Linked DNA regions of Homo sapiens: region 1 is linked to region 2. The links are chromatin loops, found by intact Hi-C in ENCODE. Cell type or tissue: gastrocnemius medialis. All regions are shown on one strand. Links, peaks and the distances in the headings refer to the core of each region. The heading gives the core; the rest is flanking DNA.

The links. A loop is a pair of places that touch in the nucleus more often than their neighbours do. Peaks named below come from ENCODE experiments on the same cell type or tissue, not always from the same donor. Only the 100,000 strongest peaks of a DNase experiment are listed, where the experiment ranks them.
Region 1: it touches region 2 in a loop (3.0-fold over the local background); 3 of 110 quality-filtered maps call a loop at or near these places.

The regions. Positions count from the first base shown.
Region 1 is chr1:48,655,094-48,671,253 of GRCh38, reverse strand. AGBL4 (AGBL carboxypeptidase 4) reads left to right here. Exons shown (of 14, transcript NM_032785.4): 7 at 8,013-8,102. Among named protein-coding and RNA genes, the nearest start is that of BEND5, 110 kb to the left of the region's middle. In gastrocnemius medialis, for the core only: no CTCF peak of the experiment used is centred there; DNase peaks (open chromatin) are centred at 8,973 and 9,880; H3K27ac peaks cover 1,133 bases.
Region 2 is chr1:48,564,236-48,580,395 of GRCh38, reverse strand. All of the region lies in intron 11 of AGBL4 (AGBL carboxypeptidase 4), which reads left to right. Among named protein-coding and RNA genes, the nearest start is that of SPATA6, 100 kb to the right of the region's middle. In gastrocnemius medialis, for the core only: CTCF peaks have their summits at 7,564 (motif pointing left) and 8,786 (motif pointing right); DNase peaks (open chromatin) are centred at 7,545 and 8,895.

The sequences.
Region 1 (16,160 bases), core at 4,590-12,589, 90 kb before region 2:
GTCTGAAACCTCAGATCTTGAGCCTCTGCTCTGTTCTCAGCAACCCTGGCTGGCATAACAGATGCTGCATGCACTGCTCAGATCTTCAGGATTGAGTCCTCAGTTCCCAGGAGCATTGGTAGCTGAGAGCACACAGCTGAGTTCCTCCCTGGGACTTGCACTCAGTCCTGACTGGGGTTACACCTTCCCTGATGGCAGGCCATATCCAGTATCCTATTGATTCAGGACACAGGGCCAGCCCCCTTGCCTCCTCAAACAACCAGGCAGGGCCCTCCTGGCCCAGAGCTCCTCGTGGAATTGTTGAAAGGCCCTGTTGAGTCTGTCCCCACCCTATTTCATTTGTACCTCTCACAAGCCTTCCCGAGAGCAATCTCAGTAAAGCTCCTGTATGGGAATCTCAGAGCCTCTGAGTCTGTTTCCCAGGAACCCTAACTTCAGCAGGTATTCTGAGTAGGTGGCTCTGGCTCTGCCTTTCTGGAGGTGTTTGTAGGGTGCTGGGATCAAGATAGATAGGGGTAGGGAGCCTGCCTGAGGAAGGAGCCTGCCCCTATTTATCTATCCTGCCATTAGCCTGCCCTGGAAGGCTGCCTACCTGCTCCCAGGCCTAGGTTCCAGCCCTATGGCAAGGAAGGGGGCTTTAGAAACTGCCAGAGCCCACAGAGCAGCCTGTCTGGGGAGAAGAACTCAGTGCTGCTCCTGTGACCATCAAGGTGACAACATCTTAGTTGGCCCAAGCCGCCTGTATCTCAGATCTGTATCTCATCACTTTTCAGCTTTTCTTCACTTCTCTGGCAGGAATCCACTGGCTACTTTCCAGGTGCCAGCCTGCATGGCCATTGCCCCAGGCAGCCCAGTGTAGTGAGAGGAGGCTGCTACCTGCCTGGACTACTCTCTAGCTGTGTGGCCAGGGGCAAGTCACTCGTTCTTTCTGGTCCTCTGCCCTTCTTCTTCATAGTGAGGGTGTTTAACTCGGTGATCTCACAGGCTGTGCAGTTCTGATGGCCTCTGTGAGTCTCCTGTAAGTCAGAGGCACCCTTACTGCTTTGTAAAGACAAAAGAGCAGTTTAATATGTCCAAGACATATTAAGACACCATTTGTGAAGATAGGGAGGTACACCAGAAAGGCTCCTGTCCCCAGCGCCTGATATTCCAGAATCAATGCTTCATTTTTTTTCAGGAGTATTTCTTTGTCATGTACATACTCTTTTCAAAGGTAATTCCTGTTCTCTTCTTCCAGCTCATCAAGGGCAGAACATTTGATCCCTAACCCTGAAGCATAATGAGTCTACTACTTAGATATGAGATTTTAGGCCATGGGAGATCTGAGCCTACGGGAGGGAATGGGGGTGTGGAGGATGCTAACGAGTCGGGAACTGAAAATAAATCTTGCCAACACCACTATTTTCTCAGGACGGCCCAGAGGCTCAGAAGTGCAGAGCAGATGCTGGGCATCAGGCAGAATGGATCTGAGTTGTGGCTTTTGGTCCTGCTTGACCAAGGCAGCAAATGATTTATGACCAGATGAGGGTCCAGACAGTGAACTGTGAATTCAGAGGAGGGTGAGGACACAGTGGTCTGGAGATATCTGGAGAGGCTTTGGGGAGGAGTTAGGAAAATATATATAAAGTCTGGGAAACTGAAGGTTTGCTTGGAGAGTTAATGATGAGGCCAGTTTGAATCAAGTATAATATTCTTGTAGGAGAGTGGTTCTTGACTGGGGGCTATTTTGCCTCTGAGGAGACATGGGACACTTGGTAACGTCTGAAGATGTTTTTCATTGTCATAACTGGAGGGAGAGGTGTTACTGGCATGTAGAGGATAGAGGAAAGGGATGCTGCTGGGCATCCTACAATGCACAGCTCAGCACCCGCAGAACCAAGAGCTCTGCAGCTCAACATACCTGTAGGGTTGATGCTGAGGAACCCCATTCCACGGCTTGTCACTCAGTAAATGGCACCTGCTATTATAGGTGAAGCCATGTGGCAGGGATATAAAGTCTCTTGCTTATTGTTTGTCTTGTGAGCTAGAGATTATTATTCTCATCTTATAAGTGAGGAAACTGAGGCTCAAGGTGGATAAATAATTGGCCCAAGGTCTCACAGTCAATACTCTGTGGAACCTGGTTATGAGACCCAGTCCATCTACCCAGGGAAGTCAGCTGACTTTTCATTTGACCCCCTCAGGGTACAGAAGAAACACAGGGAACACGGTCCTCCTCAGTGTCCCTCACCTAGCCCTTTCCTCTTGTTGGATCCACCCATCAAACACTGAGGCAGAGCTAACCCTGAATGTCTGGAATTTCATCAAGTCACATATCTACCCAAATGCATTTAGTGCTTCTCCGCTGCCTCCAGGAAAGCTCTATTGATATCTCCTAAACCTATATATTCTCATAAAATTATACTCAATAAATGTCTATACTATGGCCATGTTCTTACTATAATTCACAACATCCATTCCCTCTTTATTGTCTGTCTCATCAACACAGTGATATCCTCACATTGCTGATAAAATCAGATAAAACACAGCAACATTAACACCAAGGTTGGCCCAGTCCAAGTCCTGGATGAACATCAGTTTCCTCCTTTCCTTCTTAGAGGAGGTGCATCTGAACCAAGTCTTGAAGGCTGAGTAGGAGTAAGCCAGACGGCCAAGATGGGGGCTGGCATCCTAGGAAGAAAACAGAACATGTGCCCAGTGTGGAGGTGTGGGAGAACATGTCGTGTCTTGGGAACCATGGAGTGCTAGCTGGGGCTGGGGCCTGTGGAAGGGACTGGAGAGATAGGCAGCCACCAGCTACCAGAGACAGGGATGGTATGGTCTAGGCTAAGGGGGCTGGACTTGCTCTGCAAACAATAGAGCACTGCTGAAGGGTTTTATGCAGAGGAAGTGGTATGCTCCTATTTGCATTTTAGAAAGACCATTTTGGTATCCAGGCAGAGGGTGCACTGGAAAGGGTGGTGCTGGCACAGGGAGACCAGTGCCAGGGCTGTTCCAGTCCTGAGCAAGCCCTCTGATTAATACCAGCCAACCATGCTGCTGTTGCTACAGCGATGTCTTGTTTCTCCAGCTTAAGAGTACTATGGACCTGTTTGGGCCCTGGAGTACTGGAGAAAAGGCTGAAACTTGTCTGGTTTAGAAACCCATAGTAGGGCATTTTCTTGACTTTATCATGCCTTCACCAATCAAGTCAAGGAAATAAAAAAGGCTCAGGTGTCAACAACAACAACAACAACAACAACAACAACAAATGCTTCCCCCATTATAACATTCCACATTCCCCTCCCAGTAGCATTTCCTTCTTCCTTCGCATTAGCATCTCAATCCCCATGACAAGTCATTGTCTGGAGGAATGGGGAAACAAAACTGACAATATGAACTTCTGGGAGATTTTTGTCCTCAGAGACCCACCTAGGGCTCTTTGGGGCCTCTTGGCATCTACCTCTACCAGCAACAGATCCATAATAACTGGCCAAATAGATTGAGATTCTCCACATCTTGGCTCCGAGATTATGGCTTTGGTCCTCATTGAAAGTCAGCATCAATAGATAAGATGCAAACTTACTTAAGGTCTACATAGCAACTAGGAGAAATATAGTTATCTTCAGGGAGATGTCTATTATCTATTGCTGCCTAACAAGTTACTCTAGAATTTAGCATCTTGAAACAGCAAATATTTATTATGTCTCCATTTCTGTGGGTCAAGAATGTGGGAACAGCTTAGCTGGGTGGTTTTGGCATAGGTCTCTTGTGAAGTTGCAGTAGGCTGTCAGTCAGGGCTATAGTCACTGGACACTGCAGGATCCTCTTCCAAATGCACTCACATGGCTTTGGCAAACCTCAGTTCCTCCTGGCTGCTATCTGGGTACTTTAGTACCTCACCATGTGGGCTTCTCCATAGGCTGAGTGCCTTTATGACATAGCAATTGGCTTCCCCAAGGGTGAGCCATTCAAGAAAGAGATATCACACCCAAGATGGAAGCCAGTCTTTTTATACCTTAATCTCAGAAGTGGCACACCATCACTTCTATAGTATTTCATTTGTTAGAAGGAAGTCTCTAAGTCCAGCCCACACTGAAGGACAGAGGAGTACATCTCCACCTCTTGAAAGGCGGAAATGAACAAAGAATTTGTCGATGTTTTTTTAAAAACCATATAGGGTGATTTTAATCTCCAAAAGTCAATATGACACAGTAGTTAAAAGCACAAATTTGAGAATCATAAAGACCTGTGTTTAATTCTGGCTCCCACATTTGCTACTTATGCAAGTTTAGGCAAGTCATTTAACCTTTCTGGATCTCAATTTTCTAATCTATAAAAGAGTCTAGTCTAAGAATAGTAGATATTTCATTGGGTTGCTTTGAGAATTAAATAAGATCATGCATGTAAAGTGCCTGGCAAAGAATAAGTGCTACATAAATATTACTTAATTGCTATTGCAATGGGATGATATTGTCCTCCTTCCTAGAAGACAGTATAATATAGAGGTTAGGAACACAGTTTCTGGAGTCAGGCTATCTGGCTTGGGACTTTGGCTCTGCCAAATTAGCTGTAAGAACTAGGACAAGTCACTTAACTCTCTTGGCCTTGGTTTTCTGTAAAATGAAAATAATAATAGCTAGTGCCTGGCCATCTAATAGGTATTCAATAAATATGTGATGATTAAGGAAATAGCAGATGATAGAGGGTTATAGTGACAAAGGTGTGTCTGTGTATGTGTGTGTGCACGTGCATGCTAAGGATGCCACACAAAGCACGTTACTTCAAACACCTGCTGTTTAACTGGGGAGCCAGGTGTAGCTGCCCAGTGTTTTTTGAGTGTGCCCTTGTACCCTTGAGCATGTCAGCCTACATGAGCTCTTTAGTTGTTCTATCTCTTATGAGTTGTTCTTGGTCTCATTGTTTGCATTCTGTTCCACCCTGGCTTGGTTCAAGCATACTTTCTTCTTCATCTGTCCTGCCTCCACCAAGAATATGTTTAATTGGCTTTGCACAGAGTCTGGAGATTTGGTGACAGGAGGGGGTGGGGTAGTCACCACCTCAGAGCTGCTGCATTACCTTAAATTGATTTTGCAAATGAAAGCTAAAAGCTAAGCAAAGGCGACCCATCCATTTTGCCTAAAGATGATTATAATGCTCTTTTACGGCCTTCTAAATGACAAAGCAATTTGTTACCTGCCTGCATCAACATTTGCTTATATTAGCACCCGAGATGCTTGATTTTTATTAGCCCCATGTTATCATTTTATGAAGACGCAAGGGCTCAGTAAAATTAGTGTGCAAATAGAATGCCCATTTTGCATTTCCCTGTGGTCAGCAGAAATGCTGAATGCAATTGACTTGATACGGGGTCAGGGGAGACATCCATAAAGTTAGCCTTCACCAAGGGCCTCCTTAGTGCCATTTATCATTTCTGGACTGCTGGAAGATGGGGTCAGTGTTAGACAGTGTCTTTTAAAAGGGCTTGGTGATTTTTTTTTAAGTGAAAAAGCAATATAAATACTAAGACAGCGGCTCAGTTTCCATCACAATAAGATAAAATGAAATTCTCTTGTGTAAATTGTAAATGGAAATGCAGCAGAAGTGGAATCTTATATTGTTTTTACTGGATCCAGAATGAAACAGGGTAGTGAAAGGGGCACTGGCTGGGTGCTGGGACTTAACTCTACCACTGCTAGCTGAATGACCTTGGGCATGTCCCTTCCTTCTGTGAGCCTCAGTTCCTCACCCATAAAATGGAGTTAATACTGTCCACCTCACAGAGGCATGATAAAGATTAAAAAACATAATATGAGTCGATATTTCTTTATAAACCATCTTCTACACAAGTATTTTTATTTATTAATTCAATAGCCAGTCCTCGAGCACCTACTCCATGCAGGGGGTCCTGGGAAAGACATTAGCCATACACCCATGGAAGTTGCAGTTTCTTCCTTGAGGAGCTTATATTCAGTCCAGGAAATGCTTAGGTGTTGAATTCCTCTTTAAATAATAAACTTCAGGGCAGGTGAGCCTTCTGTCTCTCCCTTTGTTCCTAAAGGTGCCTAGCACAGAGCTGAGCAGAGTGAGTTCTCAAGACTATATTTTGGTTCCATGATATTTCTTGCTGCCTTTCAGGGGAAGCAGTGACTCCACCCATACTGATCATCCCAATGGACAAGCAAGTCCCAAGCCTTTAGAACCAGGTTTAATAGGGTTAATATTTTTAGTTTCATCTCTGACATTGGTGCAGTGACTGTTGGGATAAAGAACCACGTTCAGAATAGCATGTCTCCAGCATTTCAGAAGGAGAAATCCTATTAATTATTTCTATTCTCTCCCTCCAGATCATCCTCAAACATTGATAAATCCTTCAATTCAACCTCTCTCAATGTTCTTTCTAAATTTCCTTCAGGTAATTGTTGTGCTCTGTATCAATCAGCCCTTCGTCTGCCCACTGCTGAGTATCCTTCCCCAGATGTTTCTTTCTGGGAATGCCACCCTTGGCTGTTGCTTTTGTCTGATGATATCTTTGCACAATAGTTCAACTTTATTATACAAATTAGACTTCTGCAGAGACAAAAAGAGCTTGAGTTCTGATTTGGAGCCACATTTTCCTACTTTTCTGCATGTCTAATCATTTTTTATTGGATGCTGGATATTGCAAATTATACATTGCTTTGACTCTCTGGATTTTGTTGCCTTCCTTTAAAGAGAGTTGGGCTTTGTACATCAAGCATTTAAGTTTCTTTTGTTCAGTTTGATCCTTTTGAGACTTGTTTTAAAGCTTTGTGAATGTGGTGGTCTAGAGTAGTTTTTCCCTACCACTAAGACATTGCCCGTCTGAATTCTCATTCTCCTTGGATGATCAGTGAGGACTTCCTCTTTAGTTGTGGGAATTCAAATGATTCTTAGCCCTGTGTGACCCTAAGGACTGTGCAGTTCACAGCTCCTTGATCATTTTTTCCTGACATCATGGGGAGTCACCCTATGTATGCACATCCAACAAAGAATCAAGAGGATTCCTGTACAGATTTCTGGAACTCTTTTTCTACAGTGCTTCCCCCTCTCTGGAGCTCACAGTTACCCAACTACTACCTGCTGAACTTGAATCTCAGTGAGGCTTCTTTGCTTTGCTCAGGATACCCCTCTCTGCTCTTTGGTCTGGAAAGGATCATCAGGCAAAAAGCCAGGGCAATCATAGGGCATATCTCATTTGTTTTCCTTCTCTCATTGATTATCTTGCATTGGCTCTTGTTCAATGTCTGAAAATACTTGTTTTGAATATTTTGTCCAGTTTTTTAGTTGTTTAAGATAAAAGGGAAATGAAGGCCAGACAAGGGATTGGGATCTAATCTCAGCTCCTACCACCACTTTTCAGCTGTGTGACCTTGAACAAGTTATATAACCTCCATGAGCCTCACTTCTGCCTCTATTAAAAAAACACATTAACAGCATGTTCCTGTAAGGATTATGTATGTGTATAATGTGCCTGACACAAAAGGAGCTAATTAAATGGCAGATGCTACTATTACTAATATATAAATAGCTACCTTCTCTACTCCATCATTTACTGAATGTTTACTGTGTACTATGCAATGTGTAAGCCTGTTTAATCATCACAACAAACCTATTAAAATCCTTGTTTATAACCTATAAACAAGGATATATTGTCATCCTTGTTTATAGATTAGAAAATGGAAACTTGGAAAGGATACACAAGTTGCCTAAAGTCACAGTCAGTGGATTTGGGATTCAAATTCACTCATATGGCTTCCTTGGATGATTATAAATACTACATATTAATATAATATGATCAGTTGTACCAACAAAAGGGAATGTAGTCTTTTGTTGGGTAGGGACATAATTAAATTAGTCAGCAATGGCTGGACCTTAATGATTCTAACCCAGTGGTTTAAGAGGTAAATGTAAAACATCCAGCCCATTCCCTCTGGGGTTCCCTGCCACACACCAACCACTAGACTCAGCTTTTCTTGCCCTCCTTAGCAACCATCTTTCATTTTATCTTACAGACAATCTCCGGGAAGGGGCAGAGCAGAAGGTGGTATTCATCACAGGACGAGTCCACCCAGGGGAAACACCCTCATCATTTGTGTGCCAAGGTGAGTGGCAGGATCTCATAGGTATCCTATACCCACATCCAACTGGGACACTGTGATGATCTCTGGAACAGTGTGGCCACATGCAGAGCCATTATCTTAAATGGAAATTTAATGCATTTCTTTAAAGAGATTTTACCTGATCTCCATTAGGTTTTATTTCAATAAATGTTTATTGACTAGACGTATGTATGAATTAATTAATCAATGGATAGATGGATGGATGGATAAATGAACAGGGAGGGCTGAACGAAGTTATCTCATATGTGCTGTGGTGAGGAAGAGCCATACAGAATCATCTACACTCCCTAGCTTTACTTGCCTCCAGTGGTTTACAACAGCAAGAAATCTGGCCCCAGGTCAATGTGTATGTTGGCAGAAGAGCTGTGAAATGGGAGGTAATGACTGAAAACTATCTCTTCACTCATTCATTCAATCATTCACTTAAACAACTTTTGAAATACCTGCCAAGAGTAAGCACACTTGGCATCAGACAACCAGAGGCAAATAAGTCATAATTTTTATTCTCAAGTGTTTCTGTTTATAATTGCACTTTTACTTATTATTACATATTTCACCCATACTACATTTAGTCAGCTATAGTCAGCAATATATATGTATATTGTTGAGCAAGCTGAAGTTTAGAGAAGTTAAGTAATTTATCTCATTTTAATCTCAAAGTGACCATGAGGTCAAAGAGATATGAAACGCCTGTGTAGGTTCTATAACTCAAGGGAGGTGGCACACTGCAGTGGAAGCCTCTGAGGATTTGAAATCAGACAATCCTGAGGTCAAGTATTGGCTGTGCCACTTTCCAGCAGTGTGACTTCAGTTGCCTCAAATGTAAAATGATACTACCCAGGCAGGCTGTTACGAAGCTGGCATGAGATGAATATAAACAGCACACCCAGTCCTGTGCCTGGCACACAGCAGGCACTCAACAGATGTTACCGCCTTCCCCGTGGGAATCTGAGAAGATGAAGCAGGTAATCTGCTTTGTAAACTATCAAGCACTGTGCAAATAAATATGGGCTTTATTTTCCCAGTTCGTATTCTTACAATGCTTTAGTTAGGCACGATTGCCTTCCTCTTTATTTCAGATGAGAAGATGGAGTTTCAGGGAGGCAGTGACTTGCCCAAAGCCGACCAGCTTGTATGATGCATGACTGAGGCTCCAGTCACTATAGCTGACTCCTTAGCATTCTCACTTTGGCCTTCTTCCTCCCCAGCATTGTCCTTGCAGTAACCTCTTGAGGTCCCTCCTGGGTTTACCAACCCCTTTACTTGCGCCATCTGTCAGTTACTAAACTTGGCAGCAGATCTCTTCCCCCAGCTGATTGGATGTAACTGCTTTGTCCTTGTTTGTAAAAAGACAGTAGCCTTACCATCAATATGTTCATCTCTGGGAGCCCAAACCCCTGTGCTCACCTCCCCTGTGGGCAGTAGACAGAGAGCAGGGTTGCCATCCCATTTCACAGGTAACGACTGAGGCAGAGAGGAATTGAATGGATCTCAGGTGCTCTCTGAAGACCCTGTTACTAAAAGGGAATCTTTGGATGGTGCTGAGTTCATACACTCAATGGCGTTCTGTAGGTTTTCAATAAATGTCTGTTCCTTGACAGAGTCTTTCAATGCCTGCCCGCTGGCTTCTCAAAATAAACTACAACTCCCTGGCATGACATTCCCAGCCCTCTGTCATCTGGCTCTCACCTGGTTCTCTGGCCTCAGCCTCATACACTCAGCCCCACACAGCTGAAACCTTGAGTGGGCGGTCTTCTCTTGACCAGTGCACCTTTACACCTGCTGCTCCCTCTGCCTGGCAGGCCCTGTGCCTGCTCCTTGCCACCTGGCAAGCCCCATCCATCTCACAGGGCTCATTGTGAGTGCCCCCACTGTGGGCCTCCCTGGCCCACTCCCTCCTGCCACCTGCTTTGTGCCTGCATTGTGGATCTAAAGATGGCCATCATCTTTATTGATAACGGTCATCTCTATTGCCCTGATTTATTATCATATACTTGACTCATATTTGTTTTTCCCTCTTTATACCACGAGCTGTGTAAGGTCTAGGGCTGGTCTCCAACTGTCATTTTCCACATCTGTCAAATGGGGTTTCTTGTTCATCTTATGGGGCTGTTGTGAGGAAAAAATGCTGCGTTGAACTCAGAAAGAGGAGCCTCAGGGTTACACAGTCATTAAATAGCGGAGTGGGGCTTTTAACCTAGGTCTAGCTAACTCCCAAGCCTGTACATGTTCCCTTGTCCCACTCAGGGATGGGAACTACTAGAAGGTGAAGTCTTATACCTGAAAGAACTGAGTTCTGATCACCCACAACAATTGATGTGCATTTTACAGATCAGGATGCGGAGCCTCAGGGAAGCACAATGGCTTACCCAAAGTCACACGGCTAATTCACGACAAGTGTGGTTCTGGAGTCCATCTCCCCAATCCTGTTTCTCATCTTTCCTTGTCTCTGTATCTGCCCCATGAGACACACAATTCATACTTCCTTGAGGCAGTGTAAGAGGCATCATTACCCCACTTTACCAATACAGAACTGAGGCATGGTCTTTTCTAAGGGTGTCTCAGCTACATGTAGACAGCCCGATCACAGCCCCACAGGGCACAGCTGGGAGTTTCTTCCTCAGTCATAGCCCTAAATGTGTCCATCTTCCCTCAGCCCCCATCAGCCCACCTTCTTCTGGGGATAGCAGGCAGGTCCAAGGTGTGGACAGATGCTGACATACCTTCAGTTCTGTTAACTCTTCCACATTAACTGGCTCAGTGACCTTGAGCAGGGAACAGGCATGTGAAGCCGGTTGTGCCCATCTGGCTGGGACCACAGTTCTCACCGCCGAGCTGCTGATGCACCTGCTGCTGGGAGTAGAGTGAAGTCCTGTCACCACATAGCTCTGGAAGGGGTGGCAGCAAGGGTAGCAGGGCTCAGATTCCTCAAGACTCTGCTTGTTGGTGGGATGCTTACTCTGCTACTCCAAACCCTGCCCATGACCTCTGTGAGGCCAAACTATCCTGTTCTCCAGTGACTACGGGAGAGGTCAGAGGAGCTCCTGTGTGGCCCTGTGGCCAGCCATGTGAGAGCGCCATCCCTCAAGCTGCTACACTGCGAAGCATGAATCCCAGCTCCTCCCCTTACTGCAATGTAACCCTGGGAAAACCACAAAATCTCCTTATGCCGCAGTTCCTTTATCTCAAAAGGGAAATAATAATAGAAATCCTGCCTCACAGCGTTGTTGTGAAGACTGACACAGTTCATATCCATCGAGCATTTAGGATGGTCTGGAATAGAGAAAATACTAAATAAGTGCCAGCAGTAGGGGAGGAGCTAGCACTAATGGAGCACATGGCCGGTGCCAGGGCCTCCATGAGGCACTTTGTACCTGGTTCCTCTAATCCTTACTGTGAACCAAACCCAGGTGTGGGCCTCCCAGACTGTGGGCCCCAGCTCTTCCTCGTCGCCTTCCTGAGAGGGTCACTAGCTGAGCTCTGCTCACCTGGAGGGTCACTTTGCAAGCCAGGAGCTTGGCCTGAACCAGACCTAGACCTTGTTGACCTTGTTTCTGACTCTTGGTCAAGTGTATGTTCTTTCACTGACTCTTCCTGGGACTCTGGGGCCAACTTTCATTGAAAATTTCCATTTGCAGAGTACTTTGTCCTCTCCAGACCCTTTATCATTGAATTAATGAAACCAGCACTTATGAAATGCTACTGTGGGGAGCCATGCCATGCTCTGAAGGGCAGCAGGGGCAGTGGGCACAGCTGTGGCTTTGGAGTTTGATGGGCCTGAGTTTGAGCCTACCATTTCCATCTAGCTAGGGGACTTTGCCTAAGTCCTTGCCTCTCACAGCCCCTATTTCCTGACCTGCAAAATGGGGGCAGCAATGTCTTCCTCAAGGGGCTGCTGTGAGGGTTTAATGAGACAGTTGTAGGTCAATGGTGGGTCAGCCCCAGGCACAGGTAGGTGCCTGACCAGTACCCACAATCCCCTCTTCACCTTCACTCTTCCACAGGAATTCCACCAGGTCACTGGGCAGCTCTCAGCTCTTCTTTTCAGAATAGTCCAGGGATTCACTGGATGTCACCTGGTAAGTTGGTGGTGGAGTGGGGACTAGATCGAGGTCTCCTGCCTCCCAGCCTGAGCCCTGCTGCTACATGCCAAGGTGCCCATCAGGGCCTAGACTATGGAGACAAAGAGCTAGCCCTCTCCCAGGAAGTTCACTCCTCAGGGTTATTTTGTGGGAGTAAGAAGAGGGAGGAGGATGTGGATACACACACACACACACACACACACACACATGCACACACCATGCTCTCACAAACACCAATATTGCCAGGCACCGGGACCAAGCACAGCTTCATACTTCCTGTCAATGAGGTAGTGACCTTTGCTCCTCCCCCATTCTGCTTTCCTCCCACCTCTCTTCTTCACCTGTTCTTCCTCTTCTCGCTATCCCAAACAGCTTCCCACTATAGGTGTGGTGCTAGATCCACTAAGCGTTTGTGACGGGGCCTTTCACTTTTCTAGACTTCTGTCTCTTCATCTGTGAAATGGGCAGAGTTGGGGGCAGGAGGGTGAGGACTTATACTCCGTGAACTTTAAGGTCATCAGGGCCAGACTCCTTGTGAGTCCATAATTCGAGGCCCTTGGACTCAGCTGAGGGCAGACAGGGGTCTGGTGCCAGGTCAAGGAAGGGCCTAGAGTGGCTGCTGTTGTGCACATCACACACTGGGCCAAGCAGAGACCTCAAACTGTCTTGCTTCAAACCTTGGCCCTTCCCACTACAGAGGACTGCCTCTGAACAGAGAACAGAAACAATAAATTTTGCACAGAATTCTCTAGAGAGAAAATCATGCAGGCATATGCAAATTATTCCACAAATCACATGCAGATAGACTCCTTGCTCTGTGCATCTTGTCTTCATGGAAAGAGCACTGCTTTGAAGCCAGCAGAACTGGGTCTGAATCCCAACTAGGTTCTTGTGAGGCACTCAGCAAGCGATGCCACACCCTGACTTTCTTTCCCTGTCTGTGAAATGGAGCCAATAGAATTACAAGTCAGTCCAGCTAATGAATATACAGTAGTTGTCATGGGTCGATCTTTATTTGCTCACTTCATACATAGGTCTTGAGTATTTTCCCTGTGCCAAGCACTGAGCTAGGCACTAAAAATATAGTGGCAAAGAGAGGAGACCTCTTCCTGCTGTCTTGGAGCTCATGGCCTGGAGGGAAGACAGACTTAAACCACAATGTAAGTTTAAGTAAGCCTCAATCTCAAAAAAGAAGTGCAGGAAATGTAACTTTCTTATTTTTCTATAACTGAATTCAGTTTCTATTTTGAGGCCCCATCCTGCCAGGGGCCAGAAACTTAATCTCATTTATGTTCCTCAAGGTTGGGTGCTTTCAGCAAAGAGTTCTGATGCTCTCGGGGTTGCAGGCAAATCATTGTATCATTGGTGCCACCTTCTATCCACACTGTTTGCTGTCCACCCACTGCACCTCATGACTCTCTGAACCTTGGCCGCTGCAGAGCCCCTGCAGGTCACTATCATGTTCCACCCTGGTTCCTGACTGAAAGCTGCTTTACCTCTGCCAGCTCTCTCTGCTATGCCTGCACCCTACCTCCACCTCTGTCCTGCCTTCAGGAGGCCCTGCCCTGCAGTATTCCTTTCCTCTTAGCAGCATTCCACGCTGCAGCCGGATGGAGCTCTCCAAAGCCCATATCTGACCCAGGCTTAAAACCTGGCAATAGCTCTATAGTTGCCTTCAGGTTTTTTTCGGCTGGAACAGCAAATCCTTGTTCACCTCTCCATTCCCATGTCTACAGCAAGCCAACGAAGAGCAATGATGAAAACAATACTTGTATATTCTTACTGTGTACCACTTTGCTTATATCAACTCACTTAAATCCTCACAAGAACCCACAAGTAATTCTTATTCTCCCCTTTGTAATTGATGAGGAACCTGGGGAACTGGGAGGTTAAGGCCACACAGCAAATGAATGGCAGAGAGAGGCATCAAACCCAGATTGTCCAGTTTCAGGGTCTGCGCTTTTAACCATGAAGCCAAGGCCCTGGAATTGAAAGGCTTTCCGTTACCAACAGACCATCTCTTCCTACCCCAGCCTGGATACCTTCCGCTGGCACTCCTTTCTTTTTATTTTAATTTTAAATTTTAGATTCAGGGAATACATGGGCAGGCTTGTTACATGGGTAAATAGTGTGTTGCTGAAGTTTGGATTTCTAATGATCCCATCACCCAAGTAGTGAACATAGTACCCGATAGGTAGCTTTTCAGCCCTTGCCTCTTCCCTCCTGCCCCTCTTTATGAATCCCGGGTTTATGGTTCTCTTGGTGTCTGTGTGCACCCCAAGTGTAGCTCCCACTTATAAGTGAGAACATGCAGTATTTGGTTTTCTGTTTCTGTGTTAATTCACTTAGGATAATGGCCTCCAGCTGCATCCATGTTGCTGAAAAGGACGTGATTTTATTCTTTTTATGGCTGCATCCTGGCACCCCTTTCATCTGGCTCCACTCTACTCATTTTTTAAGTCCCCTTTCCAATATCTCTTCTGGGGCCCCAGGCCCCTGCTGAGTCCCCACAGCTATGTGCTGTTCCCATCAGAGCCTTTGCCAACCAGTGGGGACTTGCTTCCTTACTGTGCACCCCTCTGAGGCAGGACCATCTTAGGCATTTTGAAATGCCCAGAATTTGGTGTGCCAATGAATGTTTGTAGAATGAGCAATGATCAGTTCAACTAATCCCACACAGTCAAAGTTGTATGAATTCCTGGAGCAATCCATCAATAGGCGTTTATAAGCACCTACTATGTGCCCAGCCCTAAACCAAACACTGTAGGAGAAAAAAATCAGCAATAAATATGTCTCAGTTGAGGTTTGGCTAGAGAGGTTCATCCTGGTCTGTTGGAAGCTGGGACAGGGCAGTGATCTCTAACTTCCAGCTTTAATTTCAAATCCTCTACCACTTTTCCTTCTCTTCTGGCCTCTCCAGCTTCCAGCCTTCCTGTCATCCTGCTTTTTTCCAGCTTCCTGGTTAAATCAGCTTGAAGAAGAGGACCTGGCAAACTTGTTTACAGAAGGAACAAGGCTGATCTCAAGGAGGTTGATGGTGTCTTCCAGCAGGAGGGAGATTATTCTCCTCACTTGACAGATGATTCTTCTACTTTTGGCGGAGAGGAATAAAATAGATGGAATCATACAATGTCAGTGTAGGAAGTATCCTTGAGAATTATTTAATTCTTTCTCCTAATTTTAAAGATAAGCATAGACCCAGAGGCTTTCTACAGGTCACCCCGTAACTAAGCCAAAACTAGAACCCAAGTTCTGTTTTGATTTGTTGGCTTCCACCATTCGGTATCCTTGTCTCCAAATTTCATTGTTAGTCAACTTCACAGACTAGGACACCTACTTCTAAAACTAATCCTGTTTTTAACTACCCACTGCCTTTCAACCTTTGATCTAAGTGAGTTTATTGAAGCATGCCACAACTTTCAGGTGCTGTGTCAGGCAGCTAACACAGGATCTCTGATACAGGTACACAACAGTCTTCCAGATTAGGTATTACTATCCCTATATCAAGATGAGAAAACTAGTCAGGGAAAGCTAGTCAGTAACTTCTGTAGCTAACACTCAGTTAAGATTCAAACTCAGGTCCTGAGACTTTCTGCTCCCCTGGTCCCTCTTTTTTCTTGGTCCATCCAGTGCTTTTGGTCTTTGGCCAGGATGGCATCATCTCTCCACTCTTACATGCCCTCTCAGTCTTCCCCATACTCCTCTCTCACCACAAAGAAAAAAGAAAAAAAGAAAAGAAAAGAAAAGAAAGATCTCCCTATTTCCTGATGAATGGGAATGATTTTATATTGTATCTGACCTCAAACCAACAGATGAGTCTTAAAACCTCCCCTCTCCTTGCCCCACACCCACCCTAGGAGAGGGAGCTCTGGGCAGCTGCAGCCTCTGGTCTGCCTTTGTTTTCTCTCATTCTTTTATTAGCTGCCTAATTGGCAGCCCAATTAATCTGCTCATCTGT
Region 2 (16,160 bases), core at 3,387-11,386:
CTGGGTAACAGTAGCTGTTTACTCCTCCAAGGTTGAGCAAGATGAGGGAGAGGAGAAAAGGAACAGGAAAGGTCTTAGGGGACTAGTACTCTCATGAGACAGCATGGGCAGTCCCTCACGAACTTCTTTAGACACACCCTCTCCTGGTGCTTGAGCTCTGTTGATGTGAGCAGATGTGTCTGCTCAGTTCAGTTGCTTATGGTTCCTTCCTAAGCCTCTGGTGATCTGATGGTTTACCCCTGTTGGGGTCACTATTCCCCTCCACTGGCTCTCATGTCTGAAGGTGAGCTAAAGATGGTGAAACTGGTTTTCTGGGTTACTTTTGCAAGTCCTGCATGGTGGTTTCATACTTCACTCTGAACTGTAATGTCTATAGTCTTGAGATCTCAGTCGAAACTACAATTTTAGAAGTCCCATTTTAACATGTTCCAATATCTAACAGGTAGGATTGAGTATTCTTTTTTTTTTTTTTTTTTTTTTGAGGCGGAGTCTCACTTTCGCCCAGGCTGGAGTGCAGTGGCACGATCTCGGCTCACTGCAAGCTCCGCCTCCCAGGTTCATGCCATTCTCCTGCCTCAGCCTCCTGAGTAGCTGGGACTACAGGCGCCCGCCACCGTGCCCGGCTAATTTTTTTTTTTTTTGTATTTTTAGTAGAGACGGGGTTTCACCATGTTAGCCAGGATGGTCTCGATCTCCTGACCTCGTGATCCATCCGCCTCAGCCTCCCAAAGTGCTGGGATTACAGGCGTGAGCCACCATGCCTGGCCGGATTGAGTATTCTTGCTGATTATTTGGATACGGGGTAGAGGAAAGAGTCAAGTAAGATGCCCAGTTCTTGATTCGAAAACAATATGGGGCTGGGCGCAGTGGCTCATGCCTGTAATCCCAGCAATTTGGGAGGCTGAGGCGGGTGGATCACTTGAGGTCAGGAGTTCGAGACCAGCCTGACCAACATGGTGAAACGCCATCTGTACTAAAAATACAACAAAAACAACAACAAAATAGCCAAACTTGTTGGCGGGCCCCTGTAATCCCAGCTACTTGGGAGGCTGAGATAGAAGAATCACTTGAACCCGGGAGGCAGAGGTTGCAGTGAGCTGAGATCATGCCATTGCACTCCAGCCTTGGGGACAGAGCAAGCCTTCATCTAAAAAAATAAAAATAAAAATAAAAAACAATATGATAGATGATAGCTGTTAAGGCCAATCATTTAGCTACAGACTATTGGAGAAAAGGGTTGGAGAGGGGGATATTTTGAGCTCTGTATGTAATATATTGAGTATAAGGGACTTATGTAAAATCCAAATGGAAAAGTTTGGTTGGCAGAGGGCTCTAAAGGCCTGACGTTCTGGAGACAGGCCTGGGCTTTGGATAGACTCAACATAGATTTTTCTACGAGGTACTATAAAGTCACAATGAAGAAAAGATTTTCTTGGTGTACACAGTCAAGGTGGGCTTCTGCTTGATAACTTGGTGAAAAGAAAGCTAGACTGTGAGTTAAAACCCCAGTTCCAGTATGACCTTTTGCCCCTGACCCCCTCATAAAGCTATGTGGACTTGGTTAAATCATTTCACCTCTCTAGCTAAAGCCTGATACTAGGTAGATACTCAGTGAATGCAAATGAATGAATGAATGAATGAATGAAGTGGAAGCAGGCCTCACCCAACATCTGCTAATCCACTTGGATCAAGAACAAGGCAATGAGTTATGTGATCTCTGCTGTTCAGAAACAGTATCGGCATCTGTATGTGGTTGGGGATGGGTACTGCCTAGATATTTGTTCTTGCCAGAGAGCCTTCACTAAATTTTCGGTGGAGGACAGAAGAGTAGGAAGCAGTCAAGTTTCACCTATTGGTTGGCATCTAAAGATACCTAGGTACTTCTCAGTTCTTGTGTGTCATACCCAAGGTCAAAGCTTTGTTAAGATTCATAAGTGAAAAAAGCTTCCATCAGAGGGTTTTGGGAACCGAAGTCTAAACTGTACTGAAGTCTGTTGATTTTTTTCTCCTCCCTACAGACATGGGCTAGAGTTTGATCTTTAAATATGAATCCTTCTGATTGACTATCTGGCTGAATGAATGACTAATAATAATAGTAGCAGTAATGGTAAAAATAATAATATTGAGAATGTGCTTCATGAAGAGGCTCAGGTCCCTGCACTAGAGCATAAGCTTTGCCTGTAACTTGTGGTGTAGGTTTGAGGAGGTCTGTTCCCTGCTTTGGGTCCTAATTTTCCTATCTTTAGCATAGAAGATGAAATGATGTGATCTTTAAGTTTATTTCCAGATACATAGAGAATCATTTGATTTGGACCTTTGAGATAGTATCTCCATTTCACAAGCAGGGAAATTGAAGCCCAAAAAAATCAACCTACATGCCCCAGGCTGCACAGCTAGTAGTGGTAGAGTGCGAATGTAAAATCCAGATTGATCCAGCTCAAAGTGTGTGTTCGCTCCACTCTGCCTGTTAGGTTTTTATCTAACCTTCCTCCCTGCTCTGTAATCTTCCCAGTTTCCATCCATTTCCTGTTGGACAAGAGCCTTTTCTGAACCCTGCAGAGGTTGGGACCTACCAGTCAGCCCTTACTCTCACCCCTCACTCTCACCCCTCTCTCTGATCAGCGTCCCTAGTTTGACCGATTTGCAATCCCTGATAGCCCAGTTGCAGCTCTGCTGGATGCTGCCCAGACTCTCTCTCTGCAGTGCCCGGCTGAGCTGCTGCCTGTTGTGAGCCCTGCCTTGGGCTGACTGCCTCTCACCTCCAGATCAAAATGTGCCCCTGATTTCTGAATGTCTCCTGCCCAGGCCTGGAAAACCTAAACATTATTACCTTCCCCTAGCCTCCCTCATCCCCTAAAATGAGGTTTCTAAGGGTTTTATCTGCTGTTGTCAAGTTTATGGCCATAATTTGAAATGCTGTTAATATTACTGTCAGCAGAGAGCTACAAATTACAAAGTTGTAAAGTTTCTTTATAGTGATAACTGTCAGCCTTCACTAGCAGCACCCGCAAGCCTCCATGGAAACCAAGTCGATGATAAAGAGAGTTGATATTGTTTCAGGATTATGGCTGTTAGCTTACGGTCAAAATAAATCCTGGTTGGTTCCTAAGTAACTTGAACCTGTTTGTCTATATGAATATTCCCTTCAACTTATGCATATAATACTTGTGTTCCCACCTTCTTATTGCACAAGTGTGGGAAGAGCCCAAAAGTGGAAAGACCCAAGATTAGCTCCAACCAGTTTCAGGTTTAGGCCTAACTTTTATCAGTCCAAGGACAATGAGAGGGACTGTCTGCTATGTTGGAGAAGCTTAATAAATAATTGTTGAATGCATGAACGCCTGGAACATTTGAGGGGGGCTTAATTGGACAATAATTGGAACAAAGATGTTGAGTCATTTCTGCCTTTAGAGTAAAAAGAATAAAACGAAAGCAGCTTTGGAAGTAATGATTTGGGGAAATGAGGTTTCCTGTGCAGTAAAATGGTTTAGGCATCTTAACTGACACTATTAAGTTTGATATTGATCAACAGGGCAATGTGTCAACTCCCACATCCACCACACTACCCTTCTGCCAGAATTGAAGCTGATTTTGGCTGCATTCACAGAAATAGATTTGGGGAGTAAGGAGGTGTTGGCCTTTCTTTGCCCTGTTATGTCAACGACCCTGGGAACTGTGTGTTCATTTCTGGCCCCTACTCTATGTCGAATATTGATAAAATGGTGCACAGGTCCTGAGGCATCAGGTTGGAAAGGGAACACAAAGCTAGGTTTACCAACTGCCCTGGTTTGCCTGGGACTGAGTGAGGAGTTTCCCAAAACAGAGGACTCTGTGCCAAAACCAGGACATTTCTTAGCAAACAAAGATGGTTGGTCACCCTACCCAAAGCTATGATATATGAGGAACTGGTAAAAATAATTGGGGATATTTTCTTTGGCAAGAAGACATTTAGGGGCTACATATATGCTTTGGTCAAATCTCTAAAGTAGCAGTCCCCAACCTTTTTGGCACCAGGGACCGATTTCATGGGAGAAAAATTTTCAATGGACCAGGGTTAGGAGGGGAGATGGTTTCAGGATGAAACTGTTCCACCTCAGATCATCAGGCATCAGTTATATTCTTAAAAGAAGTGCACAACCTACATCCCTCATATGCATAGTTCACAATAGGGTTTGCATTCCTATGAGAATCTAATGCCAGTGCTGTTCTGACAGGAGGAGGAGCTCAGGTCATAATGATCCATCACCTGCCACTCACCTCCTGCGGTGCAGCCTGATTCCTAACAGGCCACAGTACCAATCCATGGCCAGGGGCTTGAGGACCCCTGCTCTAAAGAGCTCTCATGAAGCAGAGGGAGTAGATCTGTTCTCTGTGGCTCTAGAGGCTAGAACAAGAGCCAGTGGGAGATAGCTCCATTCTGAACTTTTGTGGGGAAGATAAGGACAGGGAGGGTCTGGAATCCAAGGCTACACTCACTGAGCACCTATGCTGTACCAGGCCCTATGCTGGTTTCTGGGGATGCAGAACTGAGTGGCTGTAGCCTATGCATGGTGAGGTTCCCAGGTGGTGGAGGAGATGGGCAGGAGAGTGACTGCAGGACAGTTGTGACAGATGGGAACACAGGACATGGAGAAAAGAAGCATCTAACCTAACCTTGAGGGGATCAAGGGGTGGGAGGAGGTGCAGGAAGGAAGCACCATCACTTTTACCAAGTCTAGAAGGATGAGAAGGGAGCAAAGTGCTCTGCAGGCAGAGAGACTAGTTGTGCCCAGTCCAGAGAGCTGCTTTCCTCCTGTGGACATGTCTGGGCCTTGGGTGTGAGTTAGGGAGTGAGAGGCAATGAGGCCGGAGAAGGCTATGGGAACCAGCTAGTGAAGCACCAGTGACCCACAACCACACCAGTGCTGCCTGGAGGTCACTGTGGCAGCAGCGGGCAGGATGAGTTGAATGGGGTCAGTTGGAGATAGGTGAACATATCGTAAGTAAATGCCACAGCACCTCACCAAGTAACACCCGCCTGCCCTTCTAACTCTTTTCATCTTTAAAAGGATGTGTTCCTGGGAGATCGGCTCTGAAAGTAAATCTAAGGATCTCCTTCCTCCTGATTCCCCTCGGGAGCCCAGATCCAGTTTGTCAGATCATACTGTCTGGCCAGAAGTTTGGGATATCTCCTAGTGGAATACTGGGTATTGGACAGTATTTTGATGTGAGATTCATGAGCCACATACTTTATTAATCCAGTCTCTGCTGCTGACTTGCTGTGATCTCGAGCAAATCACTACCCTGCCCGAGATCCCATTTGTAAAATGAAGGGTTTGGACAAAGGGCCTCCATCCTTCAGGCTCATTCAAAGGGTTTATTTAATTTAGATATAACATTTATTGAACATCGACTACGTGTAGGACATGGTCATCTTAGGATTTGCTGTGACCCCTGGGGCCACAGGGCCATTCTCTACAGGAGCACAAACTCTCCCTTTCTTTCAGAAAGACGCTAAAACTAGCATCTCATACCTCACTTCAGGCTGCATGCCCAGCCAAGACATGCTGCCTGTCTGGGATTTCTTATCCATCAATATTTTCCTTAAGATGATAAATGTGCTGCCAATAAGAGGAGGCAGCTGCCAACTCTGTCTGAGACAAGGGCCTTTAGCTGGGGTTGTGGCCGTGCTTGGCTTGTTGATATGTCTCAAGAGACAGGAGGTGGGAGTTGTGGCTGGGAGGGATGCAAGTTGGAACTTAGAGGGAGGAGGAGGTCAGGACCACTGCTCTCAATCCATGCAGTTTTGGCCATGAGTCAGTGGAGAGGAGAGAGAGGAGGTAAAGGATGCTTGGATGTCAGTTCAAAAAAAAAAAAAAGAAAAGAAAAGAAAAAAATATACATATTTTTATGGTATTTATGAAGCTCCTGCAGAATGCCAAGACCTGGGTAAGCCATCCAGAAATAAACAGCATTCATCAGTGTATAAAGTGTATTCGGAACCATCATTTCATTTGATCCCCACAGCAATCCGTAGAGATGAGTATTATTATCTCTATTTTACAAACAAGGAATTCAAGGGTCAGAGAAGGAGGTGCATTTTGTCTCTGTGTTCGTATCCTAAGCCAGGACCAGTCTCAGCCTCTAGAAGTACAGAAACTCAGAATTGGATTAAGAGGAAGCCTGTCCAGGTGGAACAGTGCATAGGTGGTGGGGCAATATCCTCACAGAAGCTTGAACTTGTTTCTTCTGATATTAAATCCTCTGATTGCTCCACTAAAAGACACTTTCTTTGAAGAAATCAGCCATATGATTGAGAAGCTAATAGCTGAGATATAACAGATGCCATCGTTAATAATAGAATGAAGCAAGCATAGTCTTTGGAGCCAGGCTGACCTGGGTTCAAATCTCGGTTCTGCTATTTACCAGTTGTGTGAACTTAGGCAAGTGACCTAATCTCTCTGAGCCTCAGTTTGTCCATCTGTAACAATGATTATTATATTTACCTCACAGTGTTGTTTTGAGTAGATGGAAGCAAAACAAATTCTCAGGTGCCTAATAGATTACCTGGAACATAATAAGCACTCAATAAACGATGCTCTTATTATTATTATTACTAGCCAAGTACCCAGTTGGATGAAATCTGAATAATAAATTCCTAGGTTATCAGAAGAGATGAAATCTGTTTGGATTATAGGTTTCATGGAAACTTCCATGAAGGGTTCTTAAGATTCCTAAGAGGTTCTTCAGATTCTTAAATAACAGCTTTCTTAAAGGTGTGTTCAGAGTACTCTGATACCCCAATAGAAATCTCTGTCCTCACGTGCATAGTTTGGAAATTTTACCAGGACAAATTCATTTAGGATTAGTCTCAGGACTCAGTCTACAGTCAAGATCTGTGACTAAAGCCAGGGTTCAGTCTGTGACTGGGATTTGGTATTTGATGCTCTGCTAGAAACAGCATATATTAGCCCTCCTTAGTCTGGTGTTGAGGAAATATGTTATGATAAAGAGTTAAGACACTTGGGTTCTCATCATGGAATTTAAGAACTGGAAAGTCCAGTGATTTTAATTTTTTAATGTGAATGTAGACAGCTGACACTTCATCTGTGCCAGTTTCCCACTCTCCCTACTGCACCTACCTTGTAAATATCCGGGCAGATCAAATGGCATAGTAAGCGAGAAATGATTTTGAAAACCGTTTCACCCTGGACTCAAAGAAGGGATGATTCCTGGTGAAGGGGAAGAGCAGGAGGGGGCTGGGGAGAAGTTGGAAGCATGTTGCTCTATTGGACAGAAAGATCTAGAATAGGGAAGGGGCAGGGGCAGGGCCTAGAGGAGGCGCTGGGCCGGTGTAGAGGCAGCCACAGAGGACCCAAGTCAGTTTAATTCCCAGCCTGTGTTAGTAGGGATGTGCATCAGAACCTAGCTCCATCAGAAGGATACTGGCCACAGGGCTGGTAACCCACTGAACTGAGCAACAGTCTGGACTCTCTCCAGCTCCTTCCCTCTGCCACTTGTCTTTGGGGGACCACAAGCTGCGGCTTTGTTGCAGTTGCCTGAGGTTGAAGTGCCCTCTCCTGGCCCCCAGGGTGCATGGCTGCTGTGAGAGGCTCCCTTCCACATCGAGGATTGGAAGGCAGCCTGGTCCTTTGTCAGGGCTAAGACCTATGCTCTGGAGGGCTTGAGCTATCTTTGTGGGGCTGGAGACAGGAGACGCACCCCCCCTTCAGTTCTCCCAGGTCTCTCTCTGCATAGCATTCCTCTTCCCTGATAGGTCATCTCTCTTTCCTCTTTCATTCCCCGTTTTGTTTTCATTTTTGTCTTTTTGTCTTTCTATTTGACTCTCTCTCTCCCACACACACACTCACACACACTCACACACACACACAATTTGCACATAACTTTATTACACCCTCTCTTACCTTCTCCACTTTTTATCTTCTCCCCCCACCCAACCTCCCTTCTTTCCTCCCACCTCTTCCACTTTTTTTTCTCTTTTTCTTCCGCCTTAGCTCCCTCTCTCAAGGCGAATAGTGGAAATGCATTGCACTAAATACATATTTAGTATCAGAAACTCAAACAAGAAGCCACTCTGTCCTCTCTTAAGTGGAGAATTAAGTATTCTCCACTTCGATGACCTTGAGCAATGCTTTGTGCTCTGACACCTTAACTGATGTTGAGGATTGAATGAGGGGACCTGTGTCAGTGCCTTTTACAGTGGCCTCTGACCTGGGCAGGGGCTCGGTAGTCCCTGTCCTTCCTCATATCCCTTTCAGCCCCACTCTGCTGCCTCCTTCTTTTGTTCTTTTCCAATTCTTCCTTCCCTCTCTCCCTCCTTCACTTTCCCCATTCCTCATACCATAGTTCAGATTCAGATTCAAATAGTGTAATACCTATTGAGCTTTTCATAAATTGGGGACTTGACCTTCACCTTGAAGGAACTGTTTTTGGGGTTCACTGTCTGTCACTTCTGCCTCCCCAAGAGAGGACAGAGTAGCTTCTTGTTTGAGTGTCTGATGAGGGGCTGAATTAACTGTGAACTGAGTTAAGGGACAACCAGAGGTTGTCAGCATGCCCAGAGGAGTCTCTGTTCCCAGTGTGTCCTACAGGAAAGGTTTGTGGTGAGAAAGTAATCTCCCGAGGCCCACATGACATCCTGGTGGATGTGTCCATGGGCCAGTTATTTTAATTTGCTTGCTCATTTATTTATCACTTGTGGTAAATTATAACAAAAGCACCTGCCACAATAAAGCAATGAAAGGCATTTCCTAGCCCTGAGCTCTTAAAGAAACATCTCACCTGGGAATCCATGTGGGGGCCCAGTAGGAGGCAGTGGCCTCTGGCTTCAAGAGCATTCCTTCAGCAGATGCCAACATGAGTGTCATGAGGATGCCTCTCATAGTGTCCCCTGATGAATGCCAAGGGCACAGTCCCAAAACACAGTGCAAGCACGCAGCTGTCTGAAGTCTAGCTAGACACTACACCAAGGCAAATGTGAGTAAAGTGCATCCTTCACACCATCCTCTGAGACTATCACATCTTTCAGCCCAGCTATGGAGAAAGCCAGGACAACTAAGTGGTGCAGGGTCAGGCAAAGGCCAGGAATGCGGGGATTTGAGCTGATGTGGCTCAGTGGTTGGGAACTCAGACTCAGAAATCATACATGTCTGGTTTCAGATCCTAGTTTTGCCACTTCCAGGCCCTGTGTGACTTTGGGCAAGTTACTTCACTGCTCTGAACTTCATATATCTTATCTGTTGAATACAAGTAATGGTACAAACTTTTCAGGGTTGTGGTGAGAATTAAATGAGCTAATGCATGTCAGTACCTAACACCGTGACTGGCTCCTGGTAAGGGATGATATCTATTATTACGCCTTACAATTCTGTGTGCTCGCTTCATGGGGATCCCAATAAGTCAGGGATCTGCTGACCAGGTGGTTGGGAGGCCATCTGATTGCCTGGATGGAGAACTGTCTGCACCACTACAGAGGCACACGAAGCCAGATGACCAGTTTTAAAGCAAAAGAGGATTCTTCTTTTGAGTTCCCTCATAAGAAAGTGTGACTGTAGTCGACCCCTACTTATACGCACTAAGGCAGACTGGAAAATCTCAAGCACACATCCCCTTGGCTAAGCACTTTAGTGATAGTATGTGCGAGTGGATGTCTGGGATTCTGGGAATGCACAACATTTACAGCATGAGGAAGGCGCCTGAGTTTTAGAAAGCTGGGAATCTCTCGAGAGAAGAGACAGATTTACTGTTTGCCTACTATGTGCCAGATACTGTGCTAAGTGCTTTATGGCTTCTTTAATTCTCATGGCAGCGTTATGAAGCAGTCACTATATCTTACAAGTAAAAAAAAAACGTTAACCCACGATATTAACTTACCTGGAGTCACCAAACTTGTATGAGGCATAGCCAAGCTCTGAACCCAAAGCCCCAGGATTCCACAGCACTGTTCTTCCTCCTGTCCTCACATCCAGACTGCCTGTGAGATTTCACCTGCCCTGTCCCACCTCTCACAGCCCTCCAGCCCCTACTGCTCCTCAAAGAGGCAGCAGACTGCGAAGCTGTGGCGGGACAGACCCCTCTCTCCAAATGTGGTGCACATTGCCTTCACTCTGCTTTGGTTTTCTTCTGAGTGACTGAGAGTTTCTACCTGGCCTAAACTCCTCCATACCTCTTCACCGGAAGGTGATTGTTGAGGGAAAGTTACTGGGCTCTGTTGAAAGTCATTTTTAGATTCCAGAGCAGGACAAGAAGGAACAATGACTTCACATGTGCATGACTAATTCAAAGAACTTTCATCTTCAAAATGTCAAACTTTATGGTCAGTGGCTGTTCCACAGTGAGCAGCAGCACAGTGAATATTAAACTACCAGGATGGCAGGGCATCTAGACTGGAAGTCTTTGTAAGGGCAAACAATCTCCAAAGGTGATGGCAAGTGCGGCAGGCCAGATTTGAAGTACAATTTGAAAACACAACTTCATTGTAAGTGATTGACCACCTGAGATTAAGATGTTCTAGGTAAATGGCACATATTAGCATGAATCTTTACTACAACCCCAAAAGAGTGGCATTATGGTCCCATTTGGTGATGGCGGAGGGTTGCGGGGCAGATTGATGCTCAAGGTAATTAGGGGATTTGTCCAAGGTCACATAGCAAGTATTTCTCCTGATTCGCAAACCCAGGTCTGTCGGCCTCCTCCAAAGCCTGCTCTTTTGCTACCACAGTACACTGCTTTTTGACTTCATGGCTTTAAAGCAACATGACCTTATCCATGTTTAGACCCACCAGTGACCCATCAATTTGTTCTAAGAAGGATTTGGAAGAAGTTAGTAAGGACCTACTTCATGTAACCTTAGGTCTGTGTCAAGAAATAAGGCCTTAGAAACAGTCCATTAGGTTCTGGGCTCCTGGAAATCAGGGAAACCAGGCTGGAATCCAGACTACCAGAAACAGCCTGTGTAACTCAGTAACTCCATTTTCCCGCTCTGGGTTTTCACTTTTCTACCTGTGAAAGTGTGAGAGTGAAAAACACAAAACAGATATTTACCAAGCACCTACTCTGTCACATGCCCTGTGCTGGGCATTGGCAATCGAAGATGAGTAAGACATTGCTTCTTCCCTTAAGGTGCAGTTGAATGAAGAAGTCTCTATATTCTTCCCTGATCAGACATTCTATGAACTCAAACTGCAACCACAAGTATGGATGATGGGTCAAGGACCTTCGACTCTATTCAGTGTGACTTAGGTCTGTTATAACCTAGACATAGGGTTTTGAGCTGTACCCTAATGGGCCCAGGGTCAAAGCATACACAGAGACTGGTGGGTCCAGGTAAAGAGGCTGGTGAGCACATTGAAATCAAAAGGACCAGACACTGGCCATTCATTTATTCAATTATTCACTCATTTGTTTAACAAAAAGTTTCTGAGCATTCCTTCTGTGCCAGGCCCCATACAAGGTGGCTGAGGACCCAGTAATGAGTCAGGAAAGGCTGTTGCATTCCAAAAGTGCCATCTTATGGAGAAACGGACATCCAAACATTACTATTAATAAGAGTACCCTGAAAGGACACATAAGGTAGAGAGGGGACATTAGGGAGAAAGTACATAACTCTGCCTTAGACAGGGATGACTTCATAGAGGAGGAGCCCGTGAGCTGAAACTCACAGAATGAAATGGACATTCTAGGCCAATGCCCAGAGACATGACACAACATGCTGTTTTCAGGAGCTGGAATTGTCTGGAGCTTCAAGTACAGGGAAGGGCTGTGGTTGGAGTATTCTTCCTAGCCCCACTAATGTTGGGCATACCTAGGTGACTTGCTTTGGCCAAAGGGACACTAATGGAACTAACTCAGATGGAGGCCTTCCATGTGCCTGTGTGGTTTGGGCTGGCACTTGCCACTCCAGTGATCCTCCACGGGAAGAGCATGTCACGGGAGCCACTGCCACTTCAGCTCTACCCCAGGATGAACAGGGAGAAAGGCAGACCTGAGTTCCACTGTGGCCTGGAGCCAAGCTAGCCTAAAGCCCTATCTTCTGGTCATTGATTCTAGATCAGTCAAACCAGCCACCTGCAGACTGGTTTGAGAGAGAGAGAGAGAGAGAGAGAAGAGTGTTGTTTAAAAAAATAGATGAAATCATTAGGGGAGAGAGTGCAAGAGATGCAATGGAGAAGTGGGGTCCCTGTTTTATGTTCCCTGCTTAAGCATGTAGGTGATAGTCATTTTGAGTGAGGAATGACATGATCAGATTTGCAGGATGCTTGATCCAAAAAGAAAAACAGCAACTGTAAGACCCAGTGGGGCTTGAGGGCCCGAATAAGACTTCCAAACTGAGCTTTTCAAGTCACCTGTGAGGACCTCAGCATCTTCTCTGCTTCCAGCTGGAAGGAAAGCATATCAAATAGAGTCCCAGCCTCGGTGCTTGAATGGGTTGCTGCTGTACCAACGTACAGGTCCCTCATCCCTTGCACAGCCTCACAAGGCCTGGAGTGACCCAAGCCTCAGGGCCAATAACCTCCAGCAGAAGGAAGCCCCTCACCTTTTCCTTCAGTCTGCAAATAGTATCAAAAATTTCTCGGAGAGTCATGACATGAAAGGTCGGGAAGCACTGGCTTAGCACTGTGAGGGTCCAGCCCTCCCTGCTCAGCCAAAGACGTGCCATCTGCTCCTACCCACTATCCTCCTCTCAAAGCCCATTTTCTTCAGGCCCCCAACAGGTCCCCTTCTCTCAGACAGTGGTGGAGAGCAGAGAGCCAGTGTTGTACCTTTGCATTCGTAATATACTGTCTGAGGATTTTTTTATTACCCTGTCGAGACAAAAAGCAATGGGATGAATTTCAATTCAGGACCCAATTGACTGCAGCACTGTGTCTGAGTCCTTCTCAGCAGCCTCTGCTATAGCTTTGAGAGCTGCCCCTAGATTATTCTGTATTAACATCTCTACTAGGCCCCCTCCTCAGTCCCTCCATACCTCACCAGGCTCATGCAGTGCTGGGCATCATCACATGTGTTTGGATGCTGAAAGAAAGGGCAAAGTCAGGGCTGTGGTGTGGGCCCAGCTTCCTCTGGGACCCCAGGAATGTCAAAGTGAAAAGAGAGCTAGAGCAATTGAGATGACTTCCTGGAGGTGATGGACCTTGATAATAAGATTTAGCAAGGTGAAATAGCTCACAAATTACAGGTGCTCTGACATACACAGTCAGGGCCACAGTGAGTTGTTACAATAACCCTGTGAAGGAGGAACAATCATCCTCATTATATACATTAGAAAACAAAGGCTCAATGAGGTAAAATGACCTGATGAAGGTAAACAGACAGTAAGTGGCTGTATTAGTCAGGGTGTTCCAGAGAAACAGGACAAATAGGGTGTGTGTGTGCATGTATATATAGATTTATTTCAAGAAATTGACTCATGCAGTTTTTTAATTGTTTTTGTAGAGACAGTTTATCTCCATGTTGCTCAGGCTGGTCTTGAACTCCTGACCTCAAGCGATCCTCCCACCTCAGCCTCCCAAAGCACTGAGATTACATGCATTAGCCACCACACCTAGCCTTCATGCAATTTTGGCAGTTTGCAAGCGTGGGCTGGCAGCCTGGAGACCAGGGAAGAGCCAATGTTACTTTTCAAGAACAAAGGCCATCTGCTGCAGAATTCCCTCTTGCTCAAGAGAGGTCAGTCTTATGTTCAATTCAGGCCTTCAACTGATTGAATGAGGCCCACCCACATTATGGAGGACAATCTCTTTGCCTCAAAGTCCACTGATTAAATGTTAATCTCTTCCACAAGCACCCTCACAGAAACATCCAGAATAATGTTTGACAACTTATTTGAGCATCATGGCCCAGCCAAATTGACACGTACAGTTAACCATCACAGTGGTAGAGCTTGGGTTTGACCCAAAGTCTTTTGGTTTCAGAGTCTGAACTTGACTACATTAGACCATCCAAAAGGATCTGTTCTGGAACTTACAAGAGAAGAAGTATTTGAAGTGATGGCATTTAGCCCAGTTTAACAACTATTTATTGAGAGTTTCATTTTATCAGCTCTATTGATATTGAAATTTTAAAAAATAACATCTACCCTCACAGTCTAGTGAAGGAACTTACAAAACAGGGAAAACATTGTGAAGAGTGGGTCATGATGAATAAAGGCTCGGTGACAGAACTGAGCATGTGAAGAAATTGGCCTGAATGCTGAGTTCATACAAGGGAGGCTTAGGAACTAAAGTTGAAAAAGTTATATGGGGTCAGATCATGGAAAGCCTTAAATGCCATAGTACTAATTTCGAGTTTTAGATCGTAGGCAACAGGGAGCCAGAGATGGTTCTTGAGCAGGAGAGTAACATGAGGAAATTATTGTATTAACAGGAGTGGATGGTATATGCAGAAGGAGCTAGAGTTATCCTAGACCAGTGGTCTAGGATATCCTTAGTATGATTTCGAGAGAATTGTGAAGCCCATACTTCATTCCCCAGTCAAGAAAGGAGCAATTAGCAAGGGCCAAGAACTTCTCCTCCCTAATGACTTCTCAGTGAAGTTGCAGGATTAAGGGAGGGCAGTCAGTTATGTGGCAGGTACTGCCCTAGACGGCTTCCCCAATTCAACCTCAAAGCAACTATGTGAAGAAGACAAGACAGAGATTATTGTTCTCATTTAACTTATGAGACACTGAAGTCCAGAGAGTAAAATAACTTTCCCAAGGTCATACAGCTGGTAGATGTGGAGGGTCAGAATTCACCTTAGAGCTGATTAATTCCACAGCCTGCACTATTAACCCACTGAACTGCAATAGAAGGTGGGATTGGGAGGGACCCTGGATGCTTGAGTGCTGTAGAGAGAAAAGAGAAGTAAATGGAGGAATAAAGAAAAAAACAAGAAGTTGAGGAACCAAAGATCATGTTTTGAAGACTATAATGCCTTACCAAGGCCTGACTCAGGGGTAGATACTAGAAACAAGGAGACCCAGTCATGTCTGGAAATACACAGAATGTCAGCTGGAAGAGAAGGTGGTCACTGACCAACTAGAAGCCCAGCTCCACTTCCTGTCCCATCTGCGTTTATGTTGGCGGTAGGGAGAGAGGTCATTTCTTACTGCTAATAGGGCCCTCGGCTGGACTCTGGGAGTCCAGCCATTCAGACCCCCAGAGTTAACCCTCCAGTGCTGCAGTGGATCAAGCTCTTGGGAGAGGGCAGTGATTTCCTGGTTTGCTCCCATCTGTAACCATTGCCTTACCTGGTAGGAGGCATCGTCTGCTGTAATTAGGCTTCATTAAGATACTGATTAATAACGTCTTGCCTGGGCCAGGTGTATGATGGGATTGGCTTACTCACTGTAAATGTTAGTGTTCTTTTCAGCTATTTACACACAGTGAACATCCCTGTGAGGTCCAAAGGGGAGGAGACAGCACAGACTGTGAAAATTCCCCTGAACAGGGAGCCAGATGCATGGAGATAGCAAGAGTTGAAAGTAGAGTCTGAGCGCAGAAGACCCTGTGGGCCAAGCCAAGCTTAGAGTCAGGTTACAGATGGAGGGCCATCAACAGTCATCAACTGGTGGCCCATGGCTGACTCCGTCCTGTAGATGGTGGGTATGGCAAGGAAAATGTTTTGTTGTCTGGTGAGTTGGTTGGTTGGTTGGTTGAGTTTTGAGTTTGAGGTTTTTGAGCGTGGCATTTACTGTCTCACTTGTCACTGCTCCCTCTATTGTTTCATACTTATCATTGCACATATTTACATTATGAATCCATCCTCTGAAGACATTTGAATTTGTGATACTGGTATACATGCTGGTTAAGAGATGAAGTCATTCAAAGAACAAGTTGATAGGCAGGGGAAGTATGGAAACAAAAGCATAGACATAGAAAGGCACAGAGATGAACAGGGATTTGAGGTATTGCAGGGGCCAAGTAGTATGAGGAGGAGCCCAGAGGTAAAGACAGTGTGGAGCATCCAGGAGCCCCCATGTCATCTAGTGTGGTGGGGCCGTCAGTGAGGAATGGGGACAAGGGAGAGATGGGTCAGGAGAAGGCAGCAGGAGCCTAGACAGAGGCCCTGACTACCATGATTAATGGGTTTGGACTTGATCCAGGGAAAGTACAGAACTGTTGAAAAGGTTTAAGTCAGAAAGGGACACAGTCAGCTCTGCATCTTAGGCATATGGCTTT